2 separate regions of the Mus musculus genome follow, and region 2 is linked to region 1. A link is a loop called in an ENCODE intact Hi-C map of the cell type or tissue named here. Cell type or tissue: left cerebral cortex. All regions are shown on one strand.

Region 1 (8,000 bases):
TATAAAAGCAGACTGGAGAAAAATAAACACGTTTTAGCCTCAGCTGAAATCATGTTATAGTGTTGTCTAATTGTCTTTTTCTTTTCTTTTCTTTTCAATATTTATTTACTATTTATTTTTATATGAGTACACTGTAGCTGTTTTCAGACACACCAGAAGAGGGCATCAGATCTCATTACGGATGGTTGTGAGCCACCACATGGTTGCTGGGACTTGAACTCAGGACCTCTGGGAAGAGCAGTCAGTGCTCTTAACCACTGAGCCATCTCTCCGGCCCAGCCTTTTTCTTTTCAATACTCCCTCCCTCCCTTGAGACCTGGTTGACTGAGCTGGCATGGTCAACAGAGGCTGTAGTATGCCCAGGGCCTGCATGACTCTGCGCCAGATGGAATCCCAGCACTGAGGGGAAATGGATGCAAGTCCCCAACCCCCAACCTAGATGCTATCTCCAGCACACAACTACTTGTAAAGGAAAGATTCATTTTCTCCAATGGAGTCTCGTTACAAGCCACTGGTAGGGCTCCACAATAGACTGTCACAAACTCAGTGGCACTTTTGGATGTCTTTTGTCCCATAATGCTTTGTCTCAGCATTAACTTTCTCTTTCTTCCTTACAGACCCCCCTCAGGGGTTTTATGGGATCTCTGTGTGCGCGAATGTGTGCATCTCTGCATCTATACGTGCTTCTTGTGTGTTTTCTTTGGCTCTTTTTCTCCTGGTCATTTGTTTGCTTGTCTCTAGTCTAGTTTGTTTGGTTTTATTTTATTACTTTTTTAGATGCCTGATTGTATTCTAATGAGAGAGAGAGAGAGAGAACGGGTGTGGGTATGGATGTGTGGATGTGTGGAGAGTCAGGGAGGATCTGGGAGGAGTTGGAGAAAGGGAAATGTAGTAAGAGTATATTGTATGAGCTGGGCGTGGTGGCGCATGCCTTTAGTCCCAGCACTCCGGAGGCAGAGGCAGGCAGATTTCTGAGTTCGAGGCCAGCCTGGTCTACAGAGTGAGTTCCAGGACAGCCAGGGTTACACAGAGAAACCCTGTCTCAAAAAAACAAAACAAAAAGAATATATTGTATGAAAAATATCTTGTTGTTGTTGTTGTTTTTCAAGACAGGGTTATCTGTGTAGCCCTGGCTGTCCTGGACTCATGGACTTGCTCTGTAGATCAAGCTGGAACTGGTCTCCCTGCCTCTGCCTTCAGAGTGCTGGGATTAAAAGATGTGCCACCACATCCAACTAAAAAACAAAATCTATTTTCGCTTAAGGAAAAAAAAAAGTGAGGCTGTAACTAAGGTGCACTGGGTGGCGGGGCTTCTACTTATCCAGAGCTCCAGGAGCTAAACTCAAGGACATAAAGTTCAGGCACTAAGGAGAAGGCAGCCTTCTCAGGACCCAAGATGACTTTTCGGTGGAACCTTGCCTTTTCCTAGAGTCCCCTACTAAGTCGTTGGCTGGAAGGATGGAGGGCAAAGTGAAAACCCTTCAAGCCATCCACATCCTAAACTCTGGAACCTGTGAAGATGGCCTCTGGCAAAGGGAAACGGCGGCTATAAACCAGCTGATTGTGGGCAAGTACTGACTGTCTCCTGGATGCTGACGGGGCCCGGCGTAACCACAGCCTGGGAAATGGTAGATGGAGAACCAGAGAGCATGGTCCACACCACATGAAAGACAGGAGCAGCCTGGGCTCACTGCCAGGCTGCTGGAGGATCTACAGGAAGGGCCCGTGACCTCTGGAAAATCCTGGGACAAGCTCCCTTAGAGCTTCCAGGAAGGGATGAAGCCAGAGGCATGCAATTCTGGTGACTCACGTCAGATTCTTGTCTCAGAAATAAGCTGAGAAATCTGCATTGTTTACGTTGCCAGGTTGGTGGTGAGGTTTCAATAGGAGGGTCGTTCGCTTTGCTCTCTCTCCTTTTTGTTTTGTTTCCCAGGAACTAAATCTTTATTTGTAAAGTTTAGGGAGCAAGGCCTGGAGAGATGGCTCAGATATTAAGGTTCACAGTAACAATTTCTAAAATTTTTTTTAATGTGTTTGGGTGTTTTCCAGCCTGTGTGGCTGTGCACTACTCCATGCAAGGCCAGAAGAGGGCGTGGCATCCCTTGGAACTGGAGTTACAGAAGATTTTTGAGCCACCATGTGAGGGCTGGAAATAGAATTCTGGTCCTCTGGAACAGCAGTCAGGGATCTTAACTGCTGAGTCATCTCTCCAGCCCCGGGATTTAAATCCCTCCCCCACCCCCGCTTTCTTTTTAAATAAAAATGTAGAGTCTCACTGGGTAGCTCTGACAACCAGCTCTCAGGTAGGCCAGGCTGGTGTGGAACTGAATATGAAGTAGTGGCTAACCGGGAACAGGTTACAGGCATATGTCATTATGGAATATGAGGAAAAAAAAAATTAGCCGGGCAGTGGTGGCGCACGCCTTTAATCCCAGCACTTGGGAGGCAGAGGCAAGCAGATTTCTGAGTTTGAGGCCAGCCTGGTCTGCAGAGTGAGTTCCAGGACAGCCAGGGCTACAAAGAGAAACTCTGTCTCGAGAAGAAAAAAAAAAAACAACAACAACAACAACAACAACAACAAAAGAAAAGGAGAAAAATAAAGAAGAAAAAAATTATCCTTCTTAGGTCACTACTCTAGTGTTTCTATACACCCACATTTATAGATCCATATTCTCTCTCCTTTTCTCCTTTTTTTTTTTGGTTTTTGGTTTTTGAAGACAGGGTTTCTCTGTGTAGCTCTGGCTGTCTGGAACTCTCTGTAGACCAGGCTAGCCTCGAACTCAGAAATCAGCTTGCCTCTGCCTCCCAAGTGCTGGGATTAAAGGCATACGCCACCACTGCCCGGCTCTTTTTTATATTGATTGTTAGACTGACCTATTGACTGAGACAGGGTCTTGCTATGTGGCTGCCTTGTAAGTCAGGCTGATCCTAAACTTTCCTAAGATCCTCCGCCCTCACCCTCTGGAATGCTGGATTGTAAGTATGCCTTACCATGCCTATTTGACACCTAGGTTTCTTCCTGTCAAATCTCACTAATGTCTTGTGAGCTGCTGTGGAATTCAGTCGGCGCTGCTTGGCTCTTGGAGCTTAAGGGAGGTCGAGCTCTTCAGAAAAGTTGCCCCACCCTAACACATAGGTCCGCGGCACCTATCACCCCCGCCCCACCTTGGCAGGCTGGAACGTGCAGCTGCTGTGGATCAGAAGCAGAGCTGGGTGATGCGGAGGCACCAACACAAGTCCAGGTCTCTCTATGCCTACAAAACACGCGATAGGACCGAGTTTACTTATGAGCCACGGCAACTAGGCGGAAAGAACTAGAAGCCGACTTGGCGGGAAAACCCACGCACGGAGTGCCTTGTCGAATCACCGAGCTTCGGAAGGTTGGCTGCAGCCACACTCGGGAGGACACAGACAGGCTGGGTGCGCACGTGTGTGCTACCAGTGCGTGAGCGCAGTGGGCCGGGACGGAACTACAAGTTCCAGGGTGCCCAGCGGCGCGCCGCCCGCGGTCTCTAAGCAGGTCGCCACGGGCTGGCACGCGCCACTCTCGTCCCAGAGTAAATAAGGGACCGAGCGCGACTCTCCGGAGCACCGTAAATAGAGTCCGAGTGGGCGGGGAGCCGCCCGGCACCGCCTGCTCATGTCGCTGCAGAGCCAAGTGTCCGGCCGCCTGGCACAGCTGCGCGCGGCGGGGCAGCTGCTGGTCTCCCTGCGCCCCTGGCCCGGCCGCTCGGCGGGTGGCCCGCGGCCCCGTGGCAGTGCGTGCGGTCCCCTGGTGGCACTGGGCGAGCACGGCTACTGCGCGTGGCTCTCGGCGGGAGTTGGGGCGTGGGGGGCGGCGGGGCGTGGAGCCTGGGTGCGCACCTGGGCCCCCCTGGCCATGGCCGCGAAGGTGGACCTGAGCACCTCCACCGACTGGAAGGAGGCCAAATGTAAGTGTGAGCGCAGGGCGTGGGTCTCCCCGGCCGAAAGGCACTCCACGAGCAACTGAGACACTCGGGAACCCCTTTAGCCCACATCCATACCCAGCTCCTACACCAGGTTACCCCTTGACTAAACGAGTGGGGAAGGCGGCCTTACCTCAGCAATGGTCCCAGGTAGTCCACACCCCCCACACCCCCAGATCCTCTGGGATCTGCCACCTTCCTCCATGCATGCACAGGAGGGAAACTGAGGCTTAGGGCCAGAGTTCACTTCCCCAAGGTCAGGCTGGGAGTGTGCAAAGGCAAAGTGTAGAAGCTTGGCCTATCAGGTAGGGTCAGGTAGCCCCAAGAATGGCAGCTCGGGGGCCTCTCTGGGAGTATGGTAGGTGCCCGTTTTGCCCTCCTGCTGGCTTCTGGCCCCTTGCCAGCACTTTGCTCCTTCTTGAGGGACTGGGATCATAGAACTTGGAGAGCAGGCTGACATCGGGCGTGGGCTTGTGAGAATCACTGACTCCCTCAAGAATGAAAGTATTTCTCCTCCTGGACGGGCATGCCAGGAAGGGGCCACGGGTCCCGGACGACCTAGTCGCTAACTGGAATGCAAAGTGCAGAGCCCCAAATAGCCCTGAGTGGCAGTCCAGCTGCCCCTGCCTTTCAGCGCCAGTGCTTCCCTTATTATTCCGGGCCGATCCTCCTCCCAATGAGCGGCTAAGGCCATTGGCTGGGCTGCTAGTGGGCGTGACCATGGGGGCTGGGTCAAGCGGGGTTGAAGGTAACCTCAGATTGGTTCCTTTTTAGAAAAGAGAGCTCTCCCTTGTTGCAAGTCTGCCCAGGATCCTAAAGCACTTGACAGTCTTCTTTGGGAGCAATCAGAACTTGCCACTCCCTCAACCTTGGCCGGGAGTTGCGGGGCTCGTCCAGAATTCCAGCAGAGGGAGTTAGTGTTCTTCCTTAGAGTCCTGCTTACCCATGGAGAGCAGCAACCCAGGGAGAGGAGGAGAGTTGGGGCAGTACCACACGTAGTGTACCGTCTGCGTCTATTTCTACATTCCAGCCCTTCTCCCCGTAGCTCCCTTTTCCTTGGTGACCCTGAAAACCAGCCTAACCTGGGAAAGCTGATGGGACCTGAGGTTCCTCAGCTGCTGGACAGACGCTATTTTCTTCCTTTCTGTGCCAAGCGGGGAGTCAGGGGCGCTGGTCCTTGAGCCTCTGGAGAGTCTGATCTCCGCTTGCCATTTCCGCCGGGCTTAATGGGATTAGAGATGCCAGTGTGCTGCGGCTAGCTTTTAGGCCTTTGCATGGGTTCTGGGGATCAAATTCCGTTTACCCACCCACTAACCCGTCTATCTCCTTGGCCCTCATTCAGTAAACTTTTACCTCACGCCCTATTGGTACCAGCGCTGTAGGATTCAACAGTGAGTGGCCAGGCAAGAGTCTGTCTAGTGGAGAAACACTATGGCGACATAGTCCTCTGTGCACTATGAAGAGCTGGGAAGGTCAGGTGGCCCATTAGGGACCTGAAGTAAAGCAACCAGCTGGGGAAGGGCATTCCAGGTTCTGGAGATAGGGCTAGATTTGGAGGAGGTGGTCCCATTGTGACCAAACGCAGTCCCAAAGGCAGTGGTGACAGGGGCTGAGTGGTGAGACAAGGCAGGCCTTTCGGGTTTCAGTTACCTAGTGTGTGGAAGTGGGCACTCCAAGCCTCCGTGACCTGGGGCAGAAGGCTCTGGGCATGGAAATGTGGGGTGGTCTGGTCTAAATTTTCCTTTTATTTGTTTGTTTGTTTGTTTATTTGAGAGAGAGTCTCTATATAGTCCTGGATGTCCTGGACCTTGTTATGTAGAGCAGACCAGGCTGACCTCAAACTCAGAGATCTCCTCAGAGAGTTTGTTTTTTGGAGAGAGAGAGAGAGAGAGAGAGAGAGAGAGAGAGAGAAGGGTTGGTACCACAAGCTTAAAATCCCCGCACTCGCTTGGGAGAGGCAGGCAGATCTCTGTAAACTCCAGGTTGTTCTGGTCTACAAAGTGAGTTCTAGGCCAGCCAGGGCTACACAGTGAGACCCTGTATCTAAAAACCAAACAATAATCAAAGTTCTCCTCTATAGCCCAGGCTGGCCTGGAGCTCACTCTGTCATCCACACGGATGCATTATGACAGTTTATGCTCCTTTTCCTCTGCTGCGAAGGGTTCCATCTTCGTGTACCACACTTTGGATATCCATTCTTCTGCCGATGGGCCTTTAGGCTTCACTAAGTTACTCAGACCAGACCACCCTGACACATGTCTCTAATGGACAGGGGATATGTCTAGATGCTTGCTTTCCTAGGGGATTTTCTGTCAAAGACTGGCCCACTGACTCACATGAGACTGATGTGTAGGCAGTTTAGGGTGAAAAACTATAATAGCAGGGGGTGTGAAAACTCCCGGGCCTCCTCACCCTACAGGAAAACCAAGGTACAATCCTGGGGTTGCTCAGCGGCCCACTCTCATCAGAATAGCAACACGTTAGTTTTTGCTTGTCAGAGACCACACTAATCCCATGTAAGGGAAGAAAGAAGAAGGAAGATTCATTTTGACTCATGGTTGCAGAGGATCCCCATGCACAGATCATGCTGGTACATATCTGTGCTCCTTGCACTCTGAAGTGGAGGCAGGAGGATTGCTGTGAGATGGAGATTGGTGTAGGCTATACAGCAAGGGCCTTGCTACCTGGCAAGATTCTGTCTCAAAGGGAAAGTGGGACTGTGGTGACTGGAGGGAGTGACAGACGAGAGGCCTAGAGCCAGGCAAAACTGAGGCCCAAGACCTGACCTGCAGTGATCAGCTCCTGCCAGCCAACTCCCACCTCTGGACCTGAGCCTGTGGGGCTGCTCAGATTCAAAGCATAATTTCAGGCAGCCGGAGGCAGGCTGCAGGCTGCAGGCTGCATGCAGACAGCAGGAGGGTAGGTGAGGGGTAGGAGGGCAAGCATCAGTGCTTTGGAAGGGCTCGGCCCCCCAGCAGAATCTCCTGATGGGGTGTTGTTCTCTGTTTGATCTGCACCGTGTCCATTGCCTGCTGCGGTCCAGCTCGAGAGGCCTTGCCCAGGGCTCTGCCTGCTCCTTCTTTACCTCCACGCTGGCTGCTTGCTTCTCTGGATTCGTTCATCTTCCTCATCAGGACAGCCACCAGGCTGGATGCCCTCATCAGGAAACATGTAGGTCTTTTGTTGTTTTGTTTTTGAGACAGTGTCTCCTGTGGCCTAGGCTGACCTCTAACTCCCTACATAATGGGGGATGGCTTAGAACTTCTGATCCTCCCGCCTATGCCTATACATCATTCCAAATGCTGAGATTACAGGTGTAATCTAACACGCCTGGTTTATATGCTCCTGGGGATCAAACCAGGTGTGGAGCTGTGAAGCTTTGTTGGGGCAGATTTCTGCCAGATCTGTTGTCTTCACTGGTTAGTTAATGTAACCCCTTGATTTTTGGGTGCCACAGTGCCCTCCTCCCAACCAGGACCTATTTAGAAGACTGGAAATCGGGGCTGTGGGTTAGAGCCTTGCTCTTTTAAAGGACTTGGGTTCAATTTTTAGCACCTACACAGAGCTTCACAATCTCCCCTAATTCTCCAGTTCCACAGGACTAATGCTCTCTTCTGGCCTCTGCAGGCACCAGGCATGCTGGTGGTGCACATACATACATGCAGGCCAAACATTCATGCAATACAATAAAATAAATACATCTAAAAGGAAGACTACCTAAAAGGAAGATTACCTAAAAGGAAGACTGGATGCTGGGCAGTGACATATGCTTTCATTCCAGTACTCCAGAGGCAGAGGCAGGCAGATCTCTGTGAGGTTGAGGCCAGCCTGGTCTACAGAACGAGTTCCAGGACAGCCAGGGCTACACAGAGAACCCCAGTCTCAAAACAAAACAAAACAAAACAAAACAAAACAAAACACCACACACAAAAGACTGAACTATTCACAAGGAAAGGCAGTTGGCTTGAGGGGACTTAGCCAGGGCTATCAGGAACATCTAGGGCCTCGGTTCTAGTCTTGACTTCTTGTCTCATGCTGGGCCAGAACTGTGTA
Region 2 (8,000 bases), 290 kb after region 1:
ATGTCCTTTGAGCCTAACGCCAACTTCCCATCCGCATGTTTAGCTCATAAAACCCACTTTATCGCTCAACCTTGCTATCAACGTGTGAGTCAACTGCCAAGTGTAGTGTCATCCTATTGCCTGTCTCCTGCTTTGCACACCCGCCCATCTTGCGACTATCTTGGCTTCTAGAAGTCTATGTCAGCCTTATATTGAGTCAGTCCCCTCATTCCTCTGTAAAGCCTGGGACAGACACCAGGTCGGACAGGCACTGGGTCAGCGTCCTTGAAACTTAACACACCTTTAAGGTACAGTATTTTTTTCAGTATTGAGAAAAATGCTTGCGTGATCTTGGCATGGAATCACATAACAAAGGCCAGCAAAATAACTCAGTTTGATCCATGGGGATCCACATAGTGAAAGGGGAGAACCAAGTCTAAAACATTGTTCCATGAGCATGCTACCCTATACACTAAATAAAAATGTAATTATATATGTATATATGTGTGTGTGTATAATATATATACATATGTATGTATATGTATATATATAAAATGAGTTGGAGAGATGGTTCAGAAGTCAAGAGGAAGGACTGGTTGCTCTCCCAGAGGACTGAGGTTTAGTACCCAGCACCCATATGGTGGTTAACAACTGTCTAACTAGTTCTAGGTGGTTTGACACCTTCTGGCTTCCACTAGGTTGCACAGACGTACATACAGGCTAAACACTCATATACACAAAAGTTAAATAGATAAATACTACAACATAGGTCAGAATGCTGGCTCATTCAGAGCCTGTACTATTTTCCAGAGAATCTGGTCAGGTCCCAGCATCCACATCAGATGGCTCCCTACCCCTTGTAACTTCAATTCCAGGGGAAATGATGCCCTCTGGCCTCTACCAGCACCCGCATGCCAGTGATACACATAAACCCATAAAAGCACAAACATAGGCACATACAAATAAATATTTCTTTAAATTACACATAACATTTCCTTTCTGCTGTTAGTTTCGATTCTATGACACAGTTTCCCACTGTAGACCAGACTGACCAAGAACTCCTGGAGCTGCCTCTGCTTCCCAAGGGCTGGGATTAAAGGTGTGCACCAACCACCCTGTCCATCCAAGTTTTTGTTGTTCTTTTGTTTTTGCTTTTTTTGGAAACAGGGTATTAAGTAGCCCAGGCTGGCCATGATATGTAACCAAGGATGGTTGAACTACTGATCCCCGGCCTTCATTTCCTCACCACTTTGATTGCAAGTGTGCACTGCCATGCCCAGCCCTAAATGACTTTTAAAATATTCTACAATGTTTAAGTCTGGAGAGACCATCTCTTTTTTTTTTTTTTGGTTTTTTGAAACAGGGTTTCTCTGTGTAGCCCTGGCTGTCCTAGAGCTCACTTTGTAGACCAGGCTGGCCTTGAACTCAGAAATCCGCCTGCCTCTGCCCCCCAAGTGCTGGGATTAAAGGCGTGCGCCACTACGCCCGGCTTGGAGAGACCATTTCATTTTCATTTTCATTTTCATTTCAAATCTCCCTTCTAAGACAAACTCATGGCAAAAGAATAGGCACTTGTTGACGATAAGGATTCCTGGGGTTGTAGGATAGTGGGAGAGCTTTAACTCCCATGCCATGAAGGAGGCCCTGGGGTCAATCTCTAGAACGAAAAATAAAATAAAATAAAACAGACAACCAAAAAGGATTCCTCCAGCTGGGTATGGTGGTCTGCCCCTGTAATCTTAGCACTAGAGAGAAGCAAAGGGGGTTGGCGAGATGGCTCAGTGGGTAAGAGCACCGACTGCTCTTCTGAAGGTCCAGAGTTCAAATCCCAGCAACCACATGGTGGCTCACAACCATCCATAACAAGATGATGCCCTCTTCTGGAGTGTCTGAAGATAGCTACAGTGTGCTTACATATAATAAATAAATAAATAAATAAATAAATAAATAAATAAATAAATAAAATCTTTTTTAAAAGAGAGAGAGAGAGAGAGAGAGAAACAAAGGCAGAAGAAAAGATGGTTCGAGGCCAGCCTGGCCTACATAATGAGTTCCAGGACAAGCAGGGCTACACAGTAAACACCCATCTCTAAAACCAAACCAAACCACAAAGACAAGTAGATGGTGAGGTGGCTCAGTAGTTCCAAGCTTGCTGCTCTTTCAGAGGACATGGGTTTGGTCCCATGGGGGCTCACAAAGCTCTTCTGGCCTCCATGAACACTACATGTGCATAGTGGGTATGCAGGCTAGCAGGTAAAACTCTAAAAATAAAAAAGGTTTAAAAACTAAAACTAAAATGTAAAACACATTCCCCAGCAGGGCAAGGTGGCATGCTTTTAATCCTAGCACTTGGAGGCAGATGGAGGTGGATTTCTGTTGGTTCAAGGTCAGCCTGCTCTACATAGTGAGGTTCGAGATGGCCTGTGTTACATAGTAAGTCCCTGTCTTGGTATGAGGGTAGGAGGGAGGATGGCAAAACCTCAGAATAGTGCAATGAAAGGACCAGACCTCTTGAAGATGTCTTTTTCCTTTTCTGGGCCTCAGTCTCCCTGTTGATAAGTGGGTTTGTTGAATTCAACAACTCTGAGGTCTTTCTCAGCTTTGGAAAGCTCCCAGCTCTTAACAGAAGTCCATGGAGGACCAGAGCCCACTCTTCCCTTTCCTCTGGAGTTTACCAAATCTGTCCGTTCTGTACCCAACATAAAGCCATGGACTTGCTTAAAACATTACGAGACTTTTGTAAGTATCATTTTAACTGTATCTTGATTATAGTTTTCTTTTTCTTATATAAGTTTTATTTATTTTATGTAACTACATACTGTCCTTGTTCAGACACACTAGAAGAGGGTATCAGATCCCATTACAGATGGTTGTGAGTCACCATGTGGTTGCTGGGATTTGAACTCGGGACCTCTGGAAGAGCAGTGAGTGCTTTTAACCACTGAGCCATCTCTCCAGCCCTGATTATAGTTTTCAAGCATGGATTTTGTAGATGACAACACACTGTTGGAGTCCCACCAAGCAGAGGTAATAGCTCAACTCAGACTGACTTCTGTTTCAAGTTATCCCTGCCCATGGTTCCATAGAAGCTGGAACTATGCCCCTGACCCTCACCCTAAACTCAACAGGAGGGATAGAGTGTGGGTCCATGAATGTGAAGAAACTGAGAGAGCTCCCAGGGTCATAGGGAAAGGACTGACCGAATTGCTGAGTGGCACCCAAGAATTGCTCACAGTGAGAGCTGTGCAGGTGCAGGGAGGAGGAAGGAGGCATTCTGTAAGGCAAAGGAATCCACAGGACTCCAGGAAGCCTCCCCATGCCCCCCACCAGCTCCACACCAGCACCACCTCTGAGAAAGAAGCTGGGAAAGCAATGCTGTAGAGTGATGGGGAAAGGGATGGAGGCCACACCACGCCCCCACCCCAAATTCAAACATGAGAATGATCTGCCCTCTGGTGGCCAAAGGGAGTCACATTGCCGAGCCTGTGCTAGACGTCACTTCTAGGACCAAAGTCTGAAGAGCAGGGAGAGAGGACACTGAAAGGTAAAGGCAGAGGCATCCAGGGAGCTTCTCCTGACCCTAGATGACTCTGCTTCATCAAGATGCCACTCAAGCCCTGATCTTCCTCTTGGTCACTTCTCCTCCTCTCACAAGCTGTTAAACCAGTTGGCCCACCCAGACTCCTTCTGATCCAGCCTCTGGACACAGCAGAATATCAAGTCTAATTCCCGTGACATTTGTACTGGGCTAGAACACCGTCCTCAACTCCCCAGTAGGCTTAAGGCAAGGCTCACTTTGTGGCCATTTGCCTATGTAGTCACATGCAGCCCTGTTCTAGGAAGGCCTCTGGACTTGATTTGATGTAAAGTTGTCATTTGTTTGTTTGTTTTTTCGAGACAGGATTTCTCTGTGTAGCCCTGGCTGTCCTGGAACTCACTCAGTAGACCAGGCTGGCCTCAAACTCAGAAATCCGCCTGCCTCTGCCTCTCAAATGCTGGGATCAGAGGCATGCGCCACCACTGCCCAGCTAAAGTTGTCATTCTTATGAAAAAAAAAAAAGTTTTAGCAAAGAAGACTCCTATTTTAGTGTGTGTGTGTGTGTGTGTGTGTGTGTGTGTGTGTGTGTTGTGTGCATCAATGTATATGTCTGTGCTCATGTGCACGTGGATACACTTAAAAACATGCCAGTGCCTACACAATGGAACTTCAGTGTCTTTTCTTACTCTCTATTTTGGTCTTTGTCGTTGTTTACACTTATTGATTTGTGTGTCCGTGTGTATGTGCATATCCCACAGAATACATGTGGAGGTCAGAGGACAACCTGTGGGAGTTGGCTCTTCCTTCCACTAGAGTGGCCTGGAGGCAAGAGCCTTGTCCACTAAACCATCTCACCAGTTTTCCAACTTCATTTTGTCTGTCTGTTTTTGTTTTTGAGACAGAATATCACTATGCAGCCCAGGCTATGCTGGAACTCACTATATAGACCCCAGGCTGACCTTGAATTCACAACAATTTGCCTGCTGAAGGCTATGTCCAAACCAACCAACCACCTTGTCTTTTTGTTCTGATCTCTTTTTGAGAGTTGTGTATGAACGTTTTACCTCTGTGTTTGCATGTACATCTGACCACTCTCTGCATTCCTGGTGCCCTCTGAGATCAGAAGAGGGTGTTAGACCTCCTGGAGCGGATGCGAGGGATGTCACATTATAGATGGTTTATACATCACAATTTGGATGCTGAGAGCTGAATTCAAGTCCTCTGCAAAAGCAGTCAGTGCTCTTAAGTACTGAGCGCGCTGTCCAGCTCCTTGTTTGTTTGTTTGTGTTTTTGTGTATTTCTGTTTTTCTTTTAAGAGAAAGTCTCTCTGTATAGCCCTGGCTATCTTAGAACTCACTCTGTAGACCAGGTTGGCCTCAAATCCACAGAGATCCTCTAAGAAATCTGCTTGTGGGCCGGGTGTGGTGGCGCACACCTTTAATCCCAGCACTCGGGAGGCAGAGGCAGACAGATTTCTGAGTTCCAGGCCAGCCTGGTCTACAAAGTGAGTTCCAGGACAGCCAGGGCTGCACAGAGAAACCCTGTCTCGAAAAACCAAAACCAAAAAAAAAAAAAAGAAAAGAAAAGAAATCTGCTTGCCTCTGCCTCACAAGTGCTGGAATTAAAGGCATGCGCCACCACTGCCCGGTGTCCCCGTGTCTTCATGGCAACATATGACTGAGTTATCATCTCCCCAACCCCCTCATTTTCATTCTTTACAGTGCCCCACATATTATGTAGGTGGTGCTGGTTATGGGAGAAAGCTTTGTCTGACATGGCAAACTTGATTCAATATGGCCTCAAACTGCCTGGCTAATACCATTCTAAATAAGTATCCTTGGTAGAGAGGTCTATCTCACTCCTACATGAGCAACGGAAAGCGCTCTGTGCCATACCTGTGTTGGGGCTGATCTTTCTCCATATACCTCCCTCAGCTTCTACAGGTATTTCAAGATCCAGCTCAGATCCCATCAGGTGAGTGGCTGCCTGGAGCTACCTTGTTCTTATTAATAGTCATTGTTGCCCCATCTCTCTAAATCTTCAAACTCACTTGACACATCTTCACTGTGCAACTACTAGGAGCCAGGTGCTTTCCTGGCTCCTCAAGTAAGTCAGTGAACAATTAAACTAAGTTCTGTGTACCTTGGGGCAAACTATCCAATGAGAAGATAAACATCAGAAACAAGCAGCATTAATGTTGTAGAAAACAACTAGAAGCCCACAACCACCATCATGAAAGACTCAGAAAGTCTCTCAAAAGGACCCAGAAAACAACGGAAGAGCCAGAGATTGGGGGCGAGAGCTGGAGAATGCTGCCTTTTGGACATGGCAGGGCTGTGGCACTCATGAATGCACACAAGACCTGCACATGATCAAACCGATGAGTTCAATCAACATTATGGTAGGTAGCACTAATTGGAGTTATGAGGTTACAAAAAACAAACAAAGAAACAAACAAGCAGCTTGTCACATCGGTTCACACTTTAAATCCCAGCACTCTGGAGGCAGAGGCAGGGTGATCTCTGTGAGTTTTAGGCCAACTTGGTCTAGTCTATAAAACAAGAGCTGGAGCAGCCAGGGATATAACAGAAAACTGTCTCAAAAAAAAAAAAAAAAAGAAGAAAGAAAGGAAGGAAGGAAGGAAGGGAGGAAGGAAGGAAGGAAGGAAGGAAGGAAGAGAAAGAAAGGAAGAAAGAAGAAAGGGAGGGGAGGGGAGGGGAGGGAAAAGGAAAAGAAAGAAGGAGGCTGCCAGGGATCCAGGGATGTCACAGGAGTGAGAGGGGAGAAGGGGGTTAGTATGATCAAGATACATTGTACGCATATAAGAAATTGTCAGGGGCTGGAGAGATGGCTCAGCGGTTAAGAGCACCGACTGCTCTTCCAAAGGTCCTGAGTTCAAATCCCAGCAACCACATGGTGGCTCACAACCATGAGATCTGATGCCCCCTTCTGATGCAGTAGGGTAGAGCCAGAAAGATTGGTAAGACCTGCCAGCTATTCCAGCTCCACAGTCAGTGAGAGACCCGATCTCAAAGGGATAAGGCATAGAACTGACTCACTGATACCCTCTGGCCTTGGTGTGTGTGAGGTTTACATGCCTGCATACTCAGGTGCACTTACTACACACACACACACACACACACACACACACACACACACACACACCACACCACACCACACCACACCAAAACAAAGCAGAGGCTGGATATGCAGGTCCAGCACAGGCTCAGGGTTCAGTCCCCAGCACTTCATAACCCAGAATGGTGGTAGACTTCTGTAATCCTAGGATTTGGGAAATAGAAATAGGAAGATCAGGAAATTAAGGCCATCCTCCCTTACATGGGGAGCTTGAGGCCAACCTGGGGCTACATGAGACTAATTCAAACCTCCCCCTCAACACACACACACACACACACACACACACACACACACACACACACACCAACAACAACAACAAACCAACCAACCATAAAGAACCAACCAAGATGTGTCTGTGTTTCAGAGTGAAAAGAGAAAGCAGGTTGCATGACAGACATTTGTTTGTTTTCAGTTTGGGAGGGAATCTGCTGGAAACTGCTAAACCCCAGTGTCACTGTCACTGAACCACACCCTTAGCCCCAACTGGAACCGGTAAGGTCACTGAAAGCTTTGCAGAGATGGTGACATTTGAAGAAAGATTTCAAGAAGGTGAGTGTGGTGGCTCATTCTTTTGTTTGTTTGTTTTGTTTTTGGTTTTTGTTTTTCAAGACAGGTTTCTCTCTGAGTTCCTGGCTGACCTGGAACTCACTTTGTAGACCAGGCTGGTCTCGAACTCAGAAATCCGCCTGCCTCTGCCTCCTGAGTGCTGGAATTAAAGGCGTTTGCCACCACTGCCCAGAACAGCCAGGGCTAAATCGATATATAAATAGAGAGGCTCTGTCTCAAAAATCCCAACAAACCAATAAACAAAAGTAAAACACAAAAAGCAACCCGCACAATTATCTATGTCTCTTGACTAAATTTCAGAAGACAAGACCCAGACTGCTGAGGTAGCTAGTTGTAGGTGTGGCGGCCACACTTTCAAGCTCATCATTCAGGATCGGAGACAAAAAGATCAGAAATTTATGGCCATTACTGGCTTCACAGTTTGAACCAGCCTGGGCTATGTGAAAGTACGTCTCAAAAGAAAATGAAGAGAAGGACCTAAGAGATAAGAGACTCTTGGAACAGGAGAGGCCAAGGCATGATGAGTTCTACCCGGCCCGTGCTCGGGAGGCAGTGCCACAGGCTTTCTTGGTAGAGTAGCTGGGGGAATGTACCAGCTTCCTCTCCTGAATAGACAACAAAACAAAAGTGGACAAAGCTGACCACCCACAACTGCCCTTCACAGCAACTGTGCTAGGATCAAGAAAAGCGAGTGTCACACTATCCTAGGCTCCAGCTCAGGGCAAGGGACCTAGGAGGAGATCTGTCCCAGCCCCAGCTGGAAGGAGGCAAGCAGCCA

What was found. Peaks named below come from ENCODE experiments on the same cell type or tissue, not always from the same donor. Only the 100,000 strongest peaks of a DNase experiment are listed, where the experiment ranks them.
Region 2: it touches region 1 in a loop (3-fold over the local background); 19 of 42 quality-filtered maps call a loop at or near these places.

What each region holds. Positions count from the first base shown.
Region 1 is chr19:7,053,251-7,061,250 of GRCm38, forward strand. Macrod1 (mono-ADP ribosylhydrolase 1) reads left to right here and starts at 3,518. Exons shown (of 11, transcript NM_134147.4): 1 at 3,518-3,932. The coding sequence starts at 3,641. In left cerebral cortex, CTCF peaks have their summits at 2,054 (motif pointing right), 3,459, 3,660 and 4,839 (motif pointing right); DNase peaks (open chromatin) are centred at 2,151, 2,909, 3,459, 4,363 and 1 more place; H3K4me3 peaks cover 1,945 bases; H3K27ac peaks cover 1,498 bases.
Region 2 is chr19:7,342,139-7,350,138 of GRCm38, forward strand. No RefSeq gene overlaps it. Among named protein-coding and RNA genes, the nearest start is that of Mark2, 4.3 kb to the left of the region's middle. In left cerebral cortex, a CTCF peak has its summit at 3,445 (motif pointing left); a DNase peak (open chromatin) is centred at 3,418; H3K4me3 peaks cover 400 bases; H3K27ac peaks cover 359 bases.